Linked DNA regions of Homo sapiens: region 1 is linked to region 2. Evidence: chromatin contacts called from ENCODE Hi-C or POLR2A ChIA-PET data. All regions are on one chromosome and are shown on one strand. Each heading gives the region's core, a stretch centred on a gene start or an enhancer-like site at or near the end of the contact. The rest is flanking DNA. Distances are from core to core; before and after follow the strand shown. Region 1 overlaps SMTNL1 (smoothelin like 1). Region 2 overlaps SLC43A1 (solute carrier family 43 member 1).

What was found. A loop is a pair of places that touch in the nucleus more often than their neighbours do. ChIA-PET counts read pairs that join two places held with the same protein, here RNA polymerase II (POLR2A). Pooled maps may share reads with other maps.
Region 1: a loop to region 2 is called in a pooled map, with 2.2 times the contacts of the local background. The contact joins two enhancer-like sites. A Hi-C loop is called at or near these places in 6 of 168 maps with a recorded cell type or tissue (Caco-2, Right ventricle myocardium inferior, ascending aorta and 3 more), 3 of 37 single-sample maps with no recorded cell type and 11 of 50 pooled maps. POLR2A ChIA-PET finds 5 or more read pairs at or near these places in 20 of 52 experiments (A549, B cell, CD4-positive, alpha-beta T cell and 14 more).

Annotation. Positions count from the first base shown.
Region 1 is chr11:57,545,820-57,549,609 of GRCh38, forward strand. SMTNL1 (smoothelin like 1) reads left to right here. Exons shown (of 8, transcript NM_001105565.3): 5 at 62-217; 6 at 414-528; 7 at 682-833. Among named protein-coding and RNA genes, the nearest start is that of SMTNL1, 10 kb to the left of the region's middle. RefSeq lists enhancers at 1,345-1,414, 2,041-2,110, 2,121-2,180. Within about 2 kb of position 2,177, at least 8 of the 41 ENCODE cell types and tissues checked have a DNase peak (open chromatin) inside an H3K27ac peak, as active enhancers do.
Region 2 is chr11:57,492,118-57,495,505 of GRCh38, forward strand. It overlaps SLC43A1 (solute carrier family 43 member 1), which reads right to left. Exons shown (of 15, transcript NM_003627.6): 8 at 1,876-2,054. Among named protein-coding and RNA genes, the nearest start is that of SLC43A1, 22 kb to the right of the region's middle. RefSeq lists an enhancer at 1,118-2,317. Within about 2 kb of position 1,519, at least 5 of the 41 ENCODE cell types and tissues checked have a DNase peak (open chromatin) inside an H3K27ac peak, as active enhancers do.

The sequences.
Region 1 (3,790 bases), core at 927-3,426, 54 kb after region 2:
CCCTGTGTCCTGCAGTGCTGGTCCCAGCCTCTCTCACACGTCTTTGGACTTCTCCATATAGTGAGTCTTCACCCAGCGACGTGCCCCAGAGTCCCCCTGAGTCCCCTTCCTCAGGGGAGAAGAAGGAGAAGGCACCAGAGCGCAGGGTATCAGCCCCTGCTCGGCCCCGGGGGCCCCGGGCACAGAACCGCAAAGCCATCGTGGACAAGTTTGGCGGGTAGGACACAGGCCAGGGGCTGGGCTGGGCTTTCCCATAGGAACCCTGGGTTGGTGGGAGGGTGGCCTCAGGGGCAGTGGGAACAGCCCAGGCCAAGGCAGGAGGACTGACACCTGGGGGCTGGGGATCCTCCCAGTGGGGCCCTTCATGGCCTCCTGCCTCTCTGGCTTGGCCTTGCACCCCTCTCCCCTCACAGGGCAGCTTCCGGCCCCACGGCCTTGTTCCGCAACACTAAGGCAGCCGGGGCAGCCATTGGTGGTGTCAAGAACATGCTCTTGGAGTGGTGCCGAGCCATGACAAAAAAATACGAGGTGGGCATGGGGCAGAGCTGCGTGGGTGGGGCAGGGGTCCAGGGAGGGTCCAAGTGGTGCAAACCCCAAAGGGTGGGAGGGTGGGAAGGGGGCCAAGTCCAGGCCATCTGGCTGAGCCTCACTGAGGCCTCCTCTGTGCCCTGCCTGCCATAGCATGTGGACATCCAGAACTTCTCCTCCAGCTGGAGCAGTGGTATGGCCTTCTGTGCCCTCATCCACAAGTTCTTCCCTGACGCCTTTGACTACGCAGAGCTGGATCCCGCAAAGCGCCGGCACAACTTCACCCTGGCCTTCTCCACAGCAGAGTAAGCCACAGCCATGGGCTGGCAGAGCTGGATGGGAGCCTAGGCGAGGACTGGATTCACAGGGGTTGAGTAGTGAGGCAGTTACACCGATGCTGGTGCCACACATTCATGTATCCAACAGACATTTTTTGAGGGCCAGGCACTGTTTCAGGCCCTGGGGATACAGCAGTGGGTGAAAAAGACAAAAATCTCTGCTTGAGTCAAGCGCAGTGGCTCACTTGTATAATCCCAGCACTCTGGGAGGCCGAGGCAGGAGAATCGCTTGAGGCCAGGAGTTTAAGACCAGCCTGGGCAACATAGTGAGACCCCCATCTCTACAAAAAATCAAAAAATTAGCTGGGTATGGTGGTGGATACCTGTGGTCCCAGCTATTCGGGAGGCTGAGATGGGAGGATCACTTGGGCTCAGGAAGTCAAGGCTGCAGTGAGCCATGATTGAGTCACTGCACTCCAGCTTGGGTGACAGAGCAAAACTTTGTCTTTAAAAAAAAATTACAATTTTAAAAAATGAAAGGGAAACTTGCAGTCTGGACTTACAGCTCTAAGTGAATATCAGAAGGGCAAGCAGCTCTGCTCTCACCAAGTGCTCCTGACCTGCAGGCTGTGAACCAACTGTCCTGCTCCTGCAGCTGCCTGGACTCTGGTTCTGAGTCAGGCAGAGCCACTGGAAGGTGGGAGGAGTCATCAGATGACAAAGACAGGCCGACAGGAGGCATCAGGCAGCTGAAAGCCCAGGAGGTCGTGGGGATGTGTGGAGAAGGAGAGAGGAGAATAGAAGCTGAGGTGCCTGGGTTTGAATCCTCCCTGCTTCTCCCTAGCTCTGTGACCCTCGCCAGCTGGCTTAACCTCTCTAGAGGCCCCACATCACAGGGCTTGTTGTGAAGATTAAGTGTGAAGAGGAAAGAGTGTCTGCCACAGTCATCACACCCCACTGCCCATTCCAGAACTCTCCTCCGATTCCCATGGAGTCCGGGGATGAGGGGAGGGAGTGGCCAATGCCGAAGCCCCCAGTGGCGAAGCCCTTCCCCACCCACGCCCCAGGCTCAATGGGAATGAAGGTTTTGCCTCTCCCACGTAGAGGGACAGCACCCTAACCCAAAACCATGGGGCACTGCATTGGTTGCAGGGAGCTTGTCCCATTCTCCAAAATCCTCCAGTGTGTGTCCTTCCCACAGCTCCCAGTCTGGCGTGGATTTTGGCCCTGCAGTCTCAGCCCCAAGGGAGGATTTCCTCTGGGGCCCTGGTTTCTCCTATGCCAGCACCTATGGCTGGCTTTGGTAGGCAGGGACTGCTGAGACCCAGCTTCAGAGAAAGGGTGCCAGAGGTGTCAGACAGGCCCCCGGGGTTGTGTTGCTCACTTTGGCCTTGGGCAAACCACCAAAACACTCTGAGTCTCCGCTTCCTCTTCTGCTGGCTGAGGATGGAGGGGAGGAGTCTATGAGAACGTCCAAGGGGAAGCACCTGATAAAGCATGAGGTGGGCAGGAGGTCCCAACACTGATTAGCTCAGATTGTCGGCCTCAGCAAAGCCAGTGGTGTCACAGAGCCCCAAAGGGCAGCTGCGAAGTTAGAAAAAGAGGACTTGTTGCTAAGTGCCAGCAGCTCCTGAAACACACCAAGCATTCCTGCCTCGGGGCCCTTGCACCTGCTGTTTCCTCTGCCTGGACTCCTTTCCCCAGATGTGCACATGACTTACTCTAAGAGGCCTACCCTGAGCACCCTATTAAAAAATACCACAGCTGGGTGCAGTGGCTCACACCTGTAATCCTAGCACTTTAGGAGACCGAGGCGTGGGGATCACTTGAGGTCAGGAGTTCAAGATCAGCCTGGCCAACATGGTGAAACCTTGTCTCTACTAAAAATACAAAAATTAGCTGGGCGTGGTGGCACACACCTGTAATCCCAGCTACTTGGAAGGCTGAGGCAGGAGAATCACTTGAATCCGGGAAGCAGAGGTTGCAGTGAGCCAAAATCACGCCACTGCATTCCAGCCTGGGCAACAGAGCAAGACTCCATCTCAAAAATAAATAAATAAATACATTAAAAATATATAAAAAATACCAGATCTCCTCCAACATAAGAACATACCCTGTCTCCCTTCCTGCCTTATTTTCCTCCTTAGCACCTCTCACCATCTGATGTACCATCTACTTTGTGTGTTGCTTACTGTCTCCTGCCACAAGAATTTCTATGCCATGAGAGTGCAGAAGTTTTGGTTTTATTCACTGATGAATTCTCAGAGCCTGGAAGAGGGCCTGGCACATAATAGGCTCCTGATAAGTACATAGAGACTGAATGAGTGATGCTCCTGGAGATGCTGCAGCTGCAAGCCAGGACTCTGGCTAGGATTTGGTTTCTGTCCTTTATCTTTTTTTTTTCTTTTTTTTTTTTTTGAGACAGAGTATCACTCTGTTGCCCAGGCAGGAGTGCAGTGGTATGATCTCAGCTCACTGCAACCTCCACCTCCTGGGTTCGAGTGATTCTCATGCCTCAGCCTCCCGAGTAACTGGGAATACAGGTGCCTGCCACTATGCCCAGCTAATTTTTGTATTTTTAGTAGAGATGGAATTTCACCATGTTGGCCAGGCTGGTCTCAAACTCCTGACCTCAGGTGATCCAGCTGCTTCAGCCTCCCAAAGTGCTGGGACTACAGGCATGAGCCACCACACCTGGCCCCTTTAAATTCTTCCTGAGGGGCCTGGTCTAACAGAAGCTCCCCGGTTCCAGAGGACAGATACATACGCATGTGGAAGTGGTGGGTTAATGTAGAACTAGAGACCAGAGGGTCCTGCGCCCATGTGAGGACAATAAGTGCAATGAAAATGTGGGCTTGGAATCAGACCCAGCTGGGTTTGAGTCTTTTTTTATTTTAATTTTTGTTTTTATTTTTTGGAGAAGCTCCCATTCTCTGAAAAGGTCTCACTAGGTTGTCCAGGCTGGTCTCGAACTACTGAGCTCA
Region 2 (3,388 bases), core at 269-2,768:
CAACACTTTGAAAGGCAGAGGTAGGAGGATCACTTGAGCCCAGGAGTTCAAGACCTGGTGGTCAACATAGCAAGACCCTATCTCTAAAAATATATATATATATTTATTTATTTATTTATATACAGAAATTATATATATATTTATATATATAAATATACATATATATAAAAATATATATATATGAAATAAGCCAGGCATGGTGGTGCACACCTGTATTCCCAGCTACTCAGGAGGCTGAGGCAGGAGGATTGCTTGAGCCCAGGAGTTCAAGACCAGCCTGGTGGTCAACATAGCAAGACCCTATCTCTAAAAAATATATATATATATAAAATATAATATAAATATATATATAATTTATATATAAAAAATAATATAATATATAATATAATATATAATAATATAATATATATAATTTTGTGTATATATATATATATATATATATATATATATATATATAAAAAAATAAGCCAGGCATGGTTGTGCACACCTGTATTCCCAGCTACTCAGGAGGCTGAGGCAGGAGGATCACTTGAGCCCAGGAGGTCAAGGCTGCAGTGAACTATGATTGCACTACCGCACTCCAGCCCAGGCAACAGCAATACCCTGTCTCTATTTTACAAAAAAAAAAAAAAAAAAAAACCTGGCAGGGCACGGTGGCTCACACTTGTAATCCCAAAACTTTCGGAGGCTGAGGCAGGAGCATCATGAGGTCAGGAGTTCGAGACCAGCCTGGCCAACATGGTGAAACCCCGTCTCTACTAAAGATACAAAAATTAGCCGAGCATGGTGGTGCACGCCTGTAGTCCCAGCTATTTGGGAGGCTGAGGCAGGAGAATTGCTTGAACCCGGGAGGCGGAGGTTGCAGTGAGCCAAGATCATGCCACTGCACTCCAGCCTGGGCAACAGAGTAAGGCTCCATCTCGGGGCGGGGGGGAAAGAAACAAAAGAAAAAAACTCTGAAGCACTCACTATGGGCTACATACTTGACATTTATTACCCCATTTAATAAAATCTTACAACAACCCTATCCTTATCACATTTTACTGATGAGGAAACTGCAGCTCAGGAAGTTAAATGACTTGCTCAAGCTCACAGGGCTGGAAGCAGCAGGTCAGCCTAACTCCAGCTCGTGCCCTTAGCCATGTTGCCCTCTGAGAATCGGCACTGGGGGTAACCACCCTCAAACTGCACACCGTTTTGCACTTTACAAAGAGCTTCCACACCCATGGTGTCATTCAATCATCACAACTAACTTTACAGTTTGTGGGGTGCTTTTAGTGCTAGTTTAAGAGGTAAGGAAATCAAGAGCAAGGTTAGGTGATCTACACAAGTCACATAGCCTATAACTGGAGAGCAGGACTCAAACTCCTCAACTCCCGCTCCTGACTCCAAGGAGCTCCTTCCACTTATCATGGAGCTGGCGGTCCTGGGATCTTCATGTACCCTCCTGAGAAGCAGCCCAGGCAGGTGCTGCAGCTCCTCCTGTGACCAGCAGGGGGCAAAAGACAGCCAGGTGTGGAGGACCCCTGCCAGGAGGCTCACGGGCCTGGCTGCACCTGATGCAATAAGCTCAGAGGTTGCAAGGGGCCCTGAGGAAACCAGCTACCCGACAGGCCCAGAGACCTTGTCCCCATTTTGGAAGCTCCTCCCTCCCCAATCCCAGGAATCCAGCAGGGTAACCCTGAATCTGAACTTCCCAGCGTTAGCTGAGCTTTGATGTGCCCATCTGTAAATGAGGAGCATGCCCCACCTACATCATGGGGTGTTGTAAGGACTGAAGAGGGGTGCGAATAAATACTCAACCATGAGTGCTCACTGAATATGAGGACCCACCATCACTATCCCCCAAGGCCGGCACCTTGACCAGACACTCACTCTCAGGAAGGTTTTCTGAGGTGCCCCGAACATCCTGGGGTGACATGAAGGCATCCGAACCGTCCTCCAGGCTGGGGGCCTTCTGGCTGAGCCTCTGGCCCATGGTGGTCACATGGGTGTAGAAGAGGTCACCTGTCACCTTGTGGTCCAGGGCCAGCCCACTCAGCTTGATCTTCTTCCTGCAGGCAGCCAGGCCAGAGTGTAGAGGAACCAGTCACACAGAGCCCACCTTCAACGGCCTAGTGCTCGGCGGCCATCCCAGCGGTTTCCAGCACTCCTTTACCCGGCATTGACATGCTCACAAGCTCCTAATGCAGAGCTTCTGTTTCTGTTGCTCAGAGCTTGGCTCAGGGACCAGCTTAGCACAGATGCCAAGTAAATGAAGAGTGGATCAGCTGTTTTTCACTTGGGCTGTTCCCATGGAGGAGGCAGCATTAACACCTCAGACTCCAGAGTCAGACAGCCTGCGTCCAACCTAAGATTCACCCTCCTTTGAATGGCATGACCTTTGGAAAGTCACTTTGTTCCCTGTACTTTTGTTATTAATGGGGTTAATACCCAATCTACATCATACAGCTGTTTGAGGATGGTATAGGGGCTAAGTACAGTGCCTGGCATAACTGTCAGTTCTGTAATGTCACCTTATGTGCTTGGTGTGGAGTATCACCTCTTGCCTCTGCTGAACTGACAGGGGGCTGGAAAAAGTTGGCATTCAGGTGGCTCCACAAAAGATGGGGTGCTTGATTCTTTTATGTCCCTCTTTTTGGGACCACATGGCATCGAGTGCCATTGCTGAGGTGCCTCCTACTCAGATCTCCTCCAAACCCAGAAAGGATGAAAACAGTATTTGTCATTACTTTTTTTTTTTTTTTGAGACGGAGTTTTTGATCTTGTTGCCCAGGCTGGAGTGCAATGGCACGATCTCGGCTCACCGCAACCTCAGCCTCTAGGGTTCAAGTGATTCTCCTGCCTCAGCCTCCTGACTAGCTGGGATTACAGGCATGCACCACCACACCCAGCTAATTTTGTATTTTTAGTAGAGACGGTGTTTCTCCATGTTGGTCAGGCTGGTCTAGAACTCCCGACCTCAGGCGATCCACCCTCTTCGGCCTCCCAAAGTGCTGGGATTATAGGCATGACCCACTGCGCCTGGCCCATTACTTTTAATGGCAAAAACCACAATTACTTTTGCACCCACATAAATAGTTACCATGAGCTGAGCATGGTGGCTCACGCCTGCAATCCCAGCACTTTGGGAGGCTGAGCCAGGCGGATCACTTGAGGCCAGGAGTTCAAGACCAGCCTGGCCAACATGGTGAAACCCCGTCTCCACTAAAAAATACAAAAATTAGCTGGGTGTGGTGGCGCGTGCCTGTAATCCCAGCTATTCAGGAGGCAGAGGTTGCAGTTCACTGAAATCATGCCACTGCACTCCAGCCTGGGCGACAGAATGAGACTCTGTCTCAAAAATAAATAAATAAATAAATAAATATTTACCATGTTTTGACCACCT